Linked DNA regions of Homo sapiens: regions 2, 3 and 4 are each linked to region 1. Evidence: chromatin contacts called from ENCODE Hi-C or POLR2A ChIA-PET data. All regions are on one chromosome and are shown on one strand. Each heading gives the region's core, a stretch centred on a gene start or an enhancer-like site at or near the end of the contact. The rest is flanking DNA. Distances are from core to core; before and after follow the strand shown.

What was found. Hi-C counts contacts between places; a loop is a spot of excess contacts on that map. ChIA-PET counts read pairs that join two places held with the same protein, here RNA polymerase II (POLR2A). Pooled maps may share reads with other maps.
Region 2: a map of naive thymus-derived CD4-positive, alpha-beta T cell shows a loop between it and region 1 (20-fold over the local background). The contact joins the promoter of TIAM1-AS1 here to the promoter of MIS18A-AS1 in region 1. A Hi-C loop is called at or near these places in 1 of 168 maps with a recorded cell type or tissue (naive thymus-derived CD4-positive, alpha-beta T cell), 1 of 37 single-sample maps with no recorded cell type and 10 of 50 pooled maps. POLR2A ChIA-PET finds 5 or more read pairs at or near these places in 1 of 52 experiments (OCI-LY7).
Region 3: a map with no recorded cell type shows a loop between it and region 1 (4-fold over the local background). The contact joins the enhancer-like site here to the promoter of MIS18A-AS1 in region 1. A Hi-C loop is called at or near these places in 1 of 37 single-sample maps with no recorded cell type and 1 of 50 pooled maps. POLR2A ChIA-PET finds 5 or more read pairs at or near these places in 2 of 52 experiments (HEK293T and OCI-LY7).
Region 4: a pooled map shows a loop between it and region 1 (5-fold over the local background). The contact joins the promoter of IL10RB here to the promoter of MIS18A-AS1 in region 1. A Hi-C loop is called at or near these places in 5 of 50 pooled maps. POLR2A ChIA-PET finds 5 or more read pairs at or near these places in 2 of 52 experiments (K562 and activated CD4-positive, alpha-beta T cell).

Annotation. Positions count from the first base shown.
Region 1 is chr21:32,277,833-32,280,597 of GRCh38, forward strand. MIS18A-AS1 (MIS18A antisense RNA 1) reads left to right here and starts at 1,373. Exons shown (of 1, transcript NR_046576.1): 1 at 1,373-2,765. It overlaps MIS18A (MIS18 kinetochore protein A), which reads right to left and starts at 1,217. Exons shown (of 5, transcript NM_018944.3): 1 at 849-1,217. The coding sequence starts at 1,182. RefSeq lists enhancers at 466-967, 968-1,467, 1,411-1,630.
Region 2 is chr21:31,557,823-31,560,536 of GRCh38, forward strand. It overlaps TIAM1-AS1 (TIAM1 antisense RNA 1), which reads left to right and starts at 1,411. Exons shown (of 2, transcript NR_171013.1): 1 at 1,411-1,773; 2 at 2,195-2,665. It also overlaps a transcript of TIAM1 not described here. RefSeq lists enhancers at 1-224, 1,038-1,850 and a silencer at 1,130-1,759.
Region 3 is chr21:31,508,479-31,511,178 of GRCh38, forward strand. It overlaps a transcript of TIAM1 not described here. Among named protein-coding and RNA genes, the nearest start is that of TIAM1-AS1, 49 kb to the right of the region's middle. RefSeq lists a silencer at 1,323-1,382. Within about 2 kb of position 1,338, at least 3 of the 41 ENCODE cell types and tissues checked have a DNase peak (open chromatin) inside an H3K27ac peak, as active enhancers do.
Region 4 is chr21:33,265,026-33,267,725 of GRCh38, forward strand. It overlaps IL10RB (interleukin 10 receptor subunit beta), which reads left to right and starts at 1,342. Exons shown (of 7, transcript NM_000628.5): 1 at 1,342-1,489. The coding sequence starts at 1,441. All of the region lies in intron 7 of IFNAR2-IL10RB (IFNAR2-IL10RB readthrough), which reads left to right. IFNAR2 (interferon alpha and beta receptor subunit 2) reads left to right here. Exons shown (of 9, transcript NM_001289125.3): 9 at 1-639. It overlaps IL10RB-DT (IL10RB divergent transcript), which reads right to left and starts at 1,235. Exons shown (of 2, transcript NR_038974.1): 1 at 1,038-1,235; 2 at 607-877. RefSeq lists enhancers at 858-917, 948-1,017 and a silencer at 1,188-1,597.

The sequences.
Region 1 (2,765 bases), core at 123-2,622:
TACTGGACACTGGTGTGCTCCTTTATTCCCAGTATTACACCAAGGAAAACGTTCCAGAAACGTCGATAAGCCGGTGGTGAATTACTGCCATCGGAACATTTACGGCATTCAAAGACAGAAAAAACTTCATCTTGAAAAATCACAATCCAAAAACAACAGCCATTCTTACACCAATTCATAAAAAATATGTGAACCACTTTATCCCTAAATACTGCAAAAACATCAAAATGAGGGAACAGTGGAACAACAGAGGTAAGAGGTAACTGCTAGAACCAGGATTAGAAACTAATTCCTGCCTTCTTCTGAACTCTTTTGCTACATCCTCCTTCCTCGCCAGTTTTCATGGGGTTGTTGGTGCTTTTATTGCAAGTTTCCTTCCCTTTCTTCCCTATAGCACTGTGTTCCGTCAACTCTGCGGCTCTATCACTGGAGGCTGTAGAGGCATCCGCTGATACACCAACAGCCTGCTAATTTCTATGGGGAGTAATAGTACTGGCTGCACCTCAAGTGCTTACAGTCTAGTTGACCATTTGTTTCTCTTTTTTTAGGGTCTTTAAAAGTGTTATTCTTTGTCGCCCTTTGTTTCTGAGTAATGCTCACGATGATGCTGATTCAACCACTGCTCTTCTGGGATCGGGGACCCCAGAAAAGAACCCACCGCCCGAGAGCCAAAGTGGAGGGGTGACCCTCCTCCCCTTTTCCTGCCACAGCTCACACTCTCAGACTTTTTGCTCTTAAAGTCCCTGGGCAGCCCCAAGGAGCCCCCGCCTCCTCCCGGGCCGCCCACGCGCGGCACCCCTGGAAGAAGGCGACCCCACGCCCCCCCTGCCCGGCTCGACCCAACTGACAGCGAAGCAGGATGCAGTTGGTGTCCTCCTGGCTGGCCACCCAGCTCAGCGAGTCGCCCAGCGGCCGCCGGCAGCCGGAGCACAGGAACACCAGCGGCCTCTCCTCCGCAGCCGCCGCCTCCTCCTCCAGCTGCGCCCTCTCCATGTCGGCCACCGACGCGTCTTCGCTCATGGAGCTCCACATGCTCGCCCACTTCTGCAACAGCTGGTGGCGGCTCGAGTCTTCGGAGAGTCTCTTGCCCAACAGCGAGGAGTCGCTGCATTTGCCCTTGTCGCCGCACTCACAGCCGCCAGCGCATCCTCTGCTACACCTCAGTGACCGAACGCCTGCCATTACCTACAAATCGCCCGCGCCCCAGAGCGCCATGGGAAAAAAAACCGCCGCTGCTCATGCGCGGGGCGGGGAGCGGTGGCGGAGGCCGAGAAGGGGCAAAAGCCTGAAGGGGGCGGGACGGCGGGCGGCCTCTAGTGCGCATGCGCGCCGTGCGGCCTTGGCCAAGCGTGATAGTCACTGCGCCTGCGTCAGGTTTTCCAGCCTGAAGAAATTGATGATGCAGACCTGTTTGCTTGTCTTCCTAAGGATTATTCACCCCTTTCCGTGGGAGGGGCAGCGTCACTGAGAAAGTTACGGGTTGCAAGCTTGAGTGTCTAAGAACCGCCTGGCGAGCTTCTTAAGCAGATCGCCAGGTTCCATCTTCGCAGACTCTGGTTCAGCAGGTAGCAGGTTAGCCCGAGAATCTGCATTTCTAACAAGCTCCTAGGCGTGCCCACGCTGTCAGTATTGGCAGCCCAACCTTTTTTGGGGGGTGGGGGGGGGAGTTTTTCTATGTTGCCGGTCTCGAACTCCTAGCCTTAAGCGATCTTCCCTACTCGGCCTCCCAAAATGCCAGGATCGCAAGCGTAAGCCACTGTGCCAGACCACCACCCTTTTTCTTCTTTTTTGTAAGTGGACTAATTATAGTTGTATATAAGCAGCTCCACTTTTGATGACCACTGCTCTATTTTGTCGGCTCCTGGGGACCTCCTTTCCATGAAGTGGAGAAGGAAGGGGATAGAGGAGTCCCTCATCACAGGGTCCTTTTGCGCACTGCTATCCCTGGAATGAGACCCTGGGAAGGGCCCCGGATCACTCAGGCTGTCACTGCAAGGAAAAAGTTGAGGAAGCAGCAGTGCCCCTGGAAAGCCTGGAAGTGTCCCTGCTGCTTGGATCAAGGAACAATTCGTCCTTGCAAGGAAGAAGCATCCCTTGTTGATGATAAGGACAGATTTCCTCAGCTGCCCCAGAAAGCCAGCCTCTGCCTAAAACACCGTAGGTCAGGAGGGAAAGCTGGCGGGGAACCAGCCAGCTGCACCACAGACAGTCTGGTGGTATACCTGGGAAGAAAGCTACCTGCAAGGACCTACTCTGTTCCTACTACGCTCTGGGTGTCCCCCAAGTCACTGCCTATTTTGCTTGGTTGCATAAACTATTTATGTAAATGTACTTCCAATTTTAGTGCTTACAGCCACTAGCAAAAAGCAAAAGCTTTGGAGTCAGTGGTCCTGGTTAACTTACCCCTCCCTCCACAAGGTAGTAACAGTGTAGGGAACTGTGGAAAAGGCTGTTTGCCTTCCCTGAGTCTAATTCTTCATGGAGTAAATGGAGTCTGTTTCTTCAGTACTACACCAAGTTGTTCATGAGGATCGAGTTTTCTAATATTCATGAAAATACTTTGTAAACCCTGGCACACCATGCTCATGTTAATCACCTTCTTACTGGAAGAAAATGCTTTAGATAATTTAGGCTTTTTTTTTTTACCCATAGAATTCCCTTCCTTCCTTCTGCTTTTTTTTTTCTTTTCTTTATTTTTTCAGAGATGATGTTTCAGTATGTTGCCCAGGCTGGTCTCGAACTCCTGGCCTCAAGCGATCCTCCTG
Region 2 (2,714 bases), core at 161-2,660, 720 kb before region 1:
GAGACGCGACGACTGGAACCGGGTGAGTGTGGCCGAGTCGGCGCCCCGAGGGCCGCCAGCCTGGACCCCAGGCTGGGACACGGGCGCCCCCGGGTGCAGGGGACCTAGAGGCGCCGTGCGCGGCGGGGGCTGGGCGCGAAGGCGCCGAGACGGCATCTTTCCCCTGCAGCATCCCGCCCCGCGGCCGGGGGGAGGGGGCGTCACCTGACAGCGCGCAACAACTTCTCCAGGTTTCGAGGGGGCAAGCGGCAGCCGCCGGGGCTGGGGGGCGCACGGCGCGCTGCTCTCGCCCAATGGCGAGGTCTGTAAACAAAAGCGGGCCCCACGCGGGTCCCCAGCCGGGTGGCGAGGGGCGCGGCGCAGCAGCATCGCAGCGGCAGAGCTGGTGAGAGGGCGAGGCGGGGACGGGATAGGGCGCGGGGACCCAGGGCACAGTCCCCGGGACCCGACCGCCCGGATGAGGCATTGTCTGCGCACCCGCAGGATTCCGCTTTTAATGCCCCCCTCCGGGGGTTCGTCGCGGGTCCCCAGCTCCGTGCGCCGGCCCCCGGGCTTTCCGCCCGGTGAGCCCGGCCCCGAGGGCGGCACGGATCGCCAAGGTGAGCGCCCAGGACGCGTCGCCGAAAAGCCAGGCCCGGAGGTGCCTAAGTCAGGGACCGAGACGCAAACATAGACACAAGGATGCACAAGCACGCCCTCCCCGAAGTTGACAAAAATCAGCCGATAAAATACAAAGTGCCGCGGCCGCCGCAGGTCAGCGCTGACCTCCTGCTGCCGAGAGGACCGAATGCCGACGTCCGGACGCTGTCATTTCCATCCAGCGAAGGCACCTGGGCTGCACGGTCTCGTCTCCCTCCTTCGCGCGAGGGATGCCTCCTCCTGCCTCTCCTCCCCGCATCTCCCCACCTCCCAAGTGTGTGAACACGAAAACAATACGTGGAAAGCCCGATCGGGGGGAGCTAGGACCCGCCGGGAGCCCCAGTGTGCGGGAGACGGGGGTCAGAACGTGCCCGGCACGGGCACCGAGGCTCCGGGCATCCTCGCCGCCGTCTCCCGGGGCGGCTCCGGCCGGACGCCCGCGCACCCCAGGCCCGCGGTACTCACCCGCGACGGTCGTCCGGGATCTCCGCGACGGGGCCGGGCACGATGCGGGGCAGCCGTGCCCCTGGGGCTGCGGGCGCCAAGGCGTCCGCGGAGCTGCAGAGCTGCGCGCCCGACGGCGGCGGCGCTGCTCTGCCGGCCGCGCTCGAACCCGCTCGTGGTCTGCCAATCGGAGCTGTCAGGGCCCCTCCGCCTGCGGCCTCGGGGGCCGGGCCGCGGGAGCCCGTGGGAAACCGAGCTCCGATTGGGCCGCCTGACAATCGCTCCGCCTCCGGCCAGCCAATCCGAGGCGGTGGATGCAGGAGCGGGGCGTTCGGAGTTGGGCTGTAGAGCGACTATGGGCGCACGCCGGGTATCCGCGCCGCAGCCAGGCTCGGAGCGCGCGGCTGGAGGGGCGCGGGCGGCGCGCGCTCCAGAGATGCCTTCCTGCGAGGCTCCGTCAGCGCGGCCCGGGGAGATCGCCCGCAGGCAGCGGAGGCGCGGCGGGCCGGGGGACGACCAGGGAGCCCCTAACAAAGCAGCTTTGGGAGGGCCGGAGGCCTCTGCCTCCCTCGGCGATAGGTCCGCGAAGCTGCCTGTCATCTCGCATAGGTGGAGGTGGCCAATGGCGTGCACAGACGGAGCTCTAGTTGGCGCGCGCGCGCGGCTCGGCATCGGTGGGATTGGTCGGAGGTAAAGGATTTTCCTGCCACCTAAGGCGGAGAGGAAGGGGGATCGAAACGGGGGAGGCGAAGAGTCAAAAAATGTTGTGCCTGGGACAAGTGGTCTGGCGCGGGAGGCGTGTGCCTGGCTCTAGGGGGAGACAGGAACTTTTTTACGAGAGAAAAAAATCCTAACGCAATCCCTTCCCGTGGATGCTAGAGGATGTTAGACCCTGAGCAGCCTCCAGGTAGGGCATGGTGGCCTTCACCAGAGTCCAGGACTCCCAGGGTTCACTTACCGTGCCCAGCAAGCGAACTTGGAATAACAGCGTGGGGTTTGGGCCTTACGCTTACCTGCTGGGCAGAGTAAGTGACTCGGGCAGGGTTCACGCAGACCTCCTGGGCTCCTCTGTAAAATCCGGAAACTACAGTTGCAGTTTACCTCTCGCAAGGTTGTGGAGAACGCGGAAACGGAGACGCTGGCGGTACAGCCTCGAGCGAAACCTTTCCCTACACGAGGCCGGAGCTTCCTCCTCTCCTGAAGAGCTCTAGACTTCCCCATTTACAACAAAGGCTGGGATGTATGTTCCTTACACCTTGATTCCATACACACGTGTTCGCCCCGGGAGCTGGGAAGGTCTGCGCTCCCGGGGTGATCTTGTTGAAAACAAAAAGAATTGCCCACGCTGTGGAAGATAAACCTAAACCGGAAAATTGAAAGTCATCCCTGATTCCTCCTTCTTCTTAACCCTCTCCCATCCATTTTTGTTAACCTCCCAAACCCATTCCTCCCATCCTGTCTCACCTGGACCTCAGTAAAGGGCTCCCATCGTCCTTCTGTCCCAGGCCTTGCCCCCTGAAATCTGTTCTCCACTTTGCAGAATGATCCTTCTAAGCAGAAAAATCTCATTTTGCGCTCCCAACTCTGGGTCTCTTTTCTTTCCCCAGAACACGTCAACCCCCAGCCCCTCC
Region 3 (2,700 bases), core at 88-2,587, 770 kb before region 1:
CCCGGGTTCAAGCGATTCTCCTGCCTCAGCCTCCTAAGTAGCTGGGATTACAGGCATAAGCCACCACCACACCCAGCTAATTTTGTATTTTCAGTAGAGATGGGGTTTCTCCATGTTGCCAGGCTGGTCTCAAACTCCTGACCTCAGGTGATCTGCCCGCCTCTGCTTCCCAAAGTGCTAGGATTACAGGCATAAACCACCGCGCCCAGACTCATCTTGAAATTTCTAACCAACTTTCGATCCTGGCCTGTGGACCTGGGTCTCAGCTTCTGACTCTGTAGGGTGAGTGTGCCCTTAGACTATATCCGAGATCCTAGCGTTGAAGTGGTCCTAAGGTTCCCACGGAGTCTTTTTCAAGCTAGCCCACAGGGCAGTTCCTGATCACCCCCATGGGAGACCTATGCGCACACTATTGGTATTAAGATATGACTTGCTGCAGGACATTTAGCAAACTGGGCTGTGCTACGAACTCACCTGCCCCTCCCCCATGCCTTGTCATGAACAAAAATGCCTCCACCCCCATGTCTAGAGAAGCCAGCAAGAGGTGAGACCCCCTGGAGGGAATGAGTCTTAAAGCTGGGTCATAGAGCAGGCCACTGATTTTCCATGAGATCTATGTTTGAATACATTTGGAGTATCTGCGTGCCTCCGTGGTGGAGATTATGGGGTATGGAGGGCACCCTGCACAACGGTTCTTCAGGACTACCCGACAAACCCTACCTGCTGAGACTGGGAGGTCACCCCAGGGAGACTCACCCATTTAGGGAACCACTACTACAGCTGGGAGTGTCTCACCCTGTTGGATGGATCAGGCATGGCATGGGGAAGCCTCCTGAATATGACATGGAAAAAGGAAGCAGACATCCCCCGGCAGAGGTGCAAACCCAGCTCTCCTGGAGTCCTGCAAAGCCCCCAGGACCCACTCAAGGGCCATGTGAGCACCAAGTCACCTGCCTGGCACAGGCGCCACTTCCCACCCGCTCCTCGGGCACCCAACTGTTCCAGCACTCATCACTGCACCTCCTCCGCCACTGTCAACACAAACACCCACACCCAGGCAGGAAGTAAAAATAACCAGCCGTTTCATAGCATGTCTCATGCCTCATCTCCTTCCCGAGGCACGCCTCTCTCAGTCCCCTGCAGGCATCAAGGACCCACAGAGAGGAGAGAGAGGCAGGGAGTTAAGACAGTTCCAATGCCCTGTGCTTTGTCTACACTGTCAGACAGAGATCATCTCTAAAAGGGATAAAAGTCAGAGGCCCTTCCCTTGCAACAAAGACGGGGCTGCATGTTTCTCTCTCAGGGGCGCCCCCTACCTGGAAGGACAGTTCTTTCTACCAGTAAATTCCACGTGCCTGGAGAGCCGCAGAACTTCAGGGATGAGTCAGCCAATTACCGCTGGGCCCCTCCCCACCACGAGAGTGTGTTTATCTATCTCAGGCAGAGGTACTAGTGCCCAGGCAGAAAAGACATGAAAATCACAACCCCAGACCAGAACTAGCATCTTTTATGAGGCACAGCCATCAAAGGACCTCCTGACAGCAAAGCCTGGTGCTATGGTTCTGAAGTGCATCCCCCAAAAAGATATGCTGAAGTCCTAACCCGGGGTACCCGTAAATGTAACTGCATCAGTTTGCTAGGCTTGCCATAACAAAATACCAGAGTCTAGGTGGTTTGAACAACAGCAACTTATTATCTTACAGTTCTGGAGACTGGAGTCCGCGACCAAAGGGCCAGCAGGGTGGTTTCTCCTGAGGCCTCTCCTCGGCTGGCAGATGGCTGCCTTCTTTCTCGCTGTGTCCTCACACAGCCTCTCCTCTGTGCGTGCACATCCCTGGTGCCTCTATGACCAAATTTCCTCTACTCATAAGGACAACGGTCAGATGGATTAGAGCCCACCCTAAGGACCTCATTTGCACTTCATCATCTCTTTAGAAGTCCTGTCTCCAAATACAATCACATTCTGGCGTAATGAGGGTTCGGGATTCAACATATGAAGTTTCAACATAGGAAGTTTTGGGGGAACACATTTCAGCCCATAACAGACCTCATTTGAAAACTGTTGGGCTCACACCTGTAATCCCAGCACTTTGGGAGGCCAAGGCGGATGGATTGCCTGAGGTCAGGAGTTTGAGACCAGTCTGGCCAACAAGATGAAACCTCGTCTCTACTAAAAATACAAAAAATTAGCCGGGCGTGGTGACAAGCACCTGTAATCCCAGCTACTCAGGAGGCTGAGACGGGAGAATTGCTTGAACCCAGGAGGCGGAGGTTGCAGTGAGTTGAGATCATGCCACTACACTCCAGCCTGGGCTACAAGAGTGAAACTCCATCTCAAAAAAAAAAAAACAAAAAAAACTGTTTACTTTTTATGATCATGTCTTGCAGATGTAATTCATTAAGATGAGGACATATTGGAGTAGGGTGGTCCCTGAGTTCCTATGACTGGTGTCTTTGCAAGAAGAAAAAAGACACAAAGATACACACAGTGAAGGTAACCATTTGAAAGCAGAGACACATAGGACAACGCCATGTGGCAACAGAAGAGAGACAAGTCAAAGAATGCCATAGGTTGCTGGGAAGCACCATAAGTTAGGAAAAGGCAAAGAAGGATTCTACACAGCATCACAGGAGGAACCAATGCCGCGGGCACCCTGAGTCTGGGCTTGTGCCCTGCAGAACAACGAGAGAATAAACTTG
Region 4 (2,700 bases), core at 92-2,591, 990 kb after region 1:
TCATGTAGCAACCAGTTTAAGGACTGGGACTCAGGGATCCAACTCCCACAGTTTCCCTGTGTGACCCTAGGCATTTGACTTAGCCTTTCTGAGCCTCAGGTTTTTTGTTTCTGAAGTAAAAGGATTGGACTAGGTAATCTCCAAGATCCTAGGAACCCAGGAGAAAGATGAGAAAATGTACAAGAATGAACACTCAGGTGGAAATGCTGCAATCCTGAGAAGCTCCCAGGATGAATGAAAGGCACAGGACCTCTTACCCCTCACCCCTGCCCCCCTCAAGAGCTGGTTTCTCAAACCTTTCTCTTAGGCCCCTTCAAAGGGGGAAAACTAAAAATTATACAAGTTATAGTTCAAGGACTTTAAATAGATTATTTATATGATTGCTCATAAGGATGAGGCTGTGAGGAGGGAACACCTTATTTAATCTAATGAAATTCCATAGGAAAGAGGCCTTTTGTATATTGAATCAATTTATCTGCCTTCTCAGTGCATCTGTCATATTCTGAAAGATTCTGGGTTGATCTTTTGCGATAACCTCTATGGCTGTGAGTGTGTGTGTGTGTTTGTGTATTTTTTAACATTTTGTATAATGATTGGAGGTTGGTAAAAAGTAACACAACAGTACTTTTTTAATACAAACTTGGTGTGGTCTTGAGTTGTCTTCCATTGGAGAGCGTACGTGTGCCACAGATTGGTGCACCTGCCGGCATCTCTAGGATTGCACCAACTCCCTCTAGCTCTTCTTGGTGGCCTGCAGGGGCCTAGGGCGCATTCACTTCCCTCTGCTTGACTTTACGTGGTGTTCTAGCGTCAGACATCAGGCGATGCCGTGCATTACCCAAGACACTGGACAGCTCCGGATCTTCCCGTCTAACCACTAATCAAGTTAAAAAGAGGAAATTAACGCTTTCTTAGTAGTCTCTGAAAGAAACTAGTTATTTGCGTAAAGATGACTTGGTTTTGTGTTGTTTATCCCTGGGGAGAAGGGTAAAGAAGACCCTCAAACTGGATTTGCTGCTGAAGTGCTTTTAACTCACCTGTGCGGAGAGCGGACTTCAAGAGAGGGCGTGCCGGTGCTCCGGACAAAACCTGGGGAATACTGAAAGCCACCACCACCACCGTCATTCCAGCATGCAGATCTCAGTCCTGGGTTGGTGTTGTAGGGCATTTATTTATTTGACTTGACGGCGCCTTTCAAAGCTTGCGAGGATCCCTTCCTCTTCCTCGTGTGCATCTGCCAAGCCTGTGCCCCGCGCCTCGCGGGTGGACCCGGGCTGGTGGGCGGGGCCTGCAGCGGGGTGGGAGCCCGGTCGCCCGGCCCCTCCCCACCCCGCCCCGCCCATCTCCGCTGGTTCCCGGAAGCCGCCGCGGACAAGCTCTCCCGGGCGCGGGCGGGGGTCGTGTGCTTGGAGGAAGCCGCGGAACCCCCAGCGTCCGTCCATGGCGTGGAGCCTTGGGAGCTGGCTGGGTGGCTGCCTGCTGGTGTCAGGTGAGGGGTCCGCGGGGAGGGGGCGCGCTTGGGAACCGGGAGGCCCCGCGAGATGCCGCCCCTGATCCCATCCCTGGGCGCCCTGCAAGTGACTTAAGAGCCTTCGGGGCCTCGGGAGAGAAGATGCAAACGCCACGGCCGGCTGCTGAGACGCAACTAGGCTGCTGCTGCCGTCGATTCTGTAACAGGAGAAAGCCCCATCCGCGCCCGGATTACAGACCGTCTGGGCCCTAAACTCAGGGGGAGACTCCCGGCGTCTTTTGATTCCCTGTCCTCCTGCAGCTCTCTGCTGGCGGGCGTCTAAATAAAGTAGCTTCCCCAAAAGACCCAAGATCCCACCGTGGCTGTCATCTGACCCTTCTGGAGACTATCAGTTCAAGTGGAGGCCCCCACCAGTCCCCGAGTGCCCTGACAGCCCTCCCTGACCCCAAGTCTGCCCCCTCAGTGCCAGCCCTCCCTACAGATGTGCCTCCCATCACCCGCTGCACCTCCCCTCCTTCCGGTTCAGGCCCGAGCACCCTGAAATCTGGATTCTGTCCCCCAGCGCCCCAGCTCCATGGCTTCTAAACCTAAATCCATTGAAACCTTTTCTGTCCTCTAAATTGACTGCCTAGGTTCCAATAACACCATGGTCACCTCCTTCCTTTCTCATGAACTCTTCCCTGGCCTTCCGGGATACCCCTCCGGTTTCCCGCCCTGTCAGGCTGTCTCTGCTTGGGACCCTCCTGCTCTGTCAGGTTTCTATGTAGCTAATTGTGATGCCCAAGGCCTTTTCTCTCCTTCCCTGGCACTGTTCCTTTGGGGGATTTCAGCCAAACCCTGGCATTAAACACGGGCTATAGGCCCATGACTCGCACATTTATATCTCTCTTGGTACCAGTTGGGTGATGGGTGGTGGTTTATTATAGTCTTCTACTTTTCTACTTGCATGTAGGTTTCAAATTTTCTTTTCTTTCTTTCTTCTTCCGTTTTTTTTTTTGTTTGTTTGTTTTTTTGTTTTTTTGTTTTTTTTTGAGACAGGGTTTTGCTCTGTTGCTGTGGCCCAGGCTGGAGTGCAGTGGCTTGATCTTGCCTCACTGCCACCTCCGCCTCCCGGGTTCAAGCGATTTTCCTCCCTCAGCCTCCCGAGTAGCTGGAATTACAGGTGTGTGCCACTACGCCTGGCTAATTTTTGTATTTTTATTGGAGATGGGGTTTCGCCATGTTGGCCA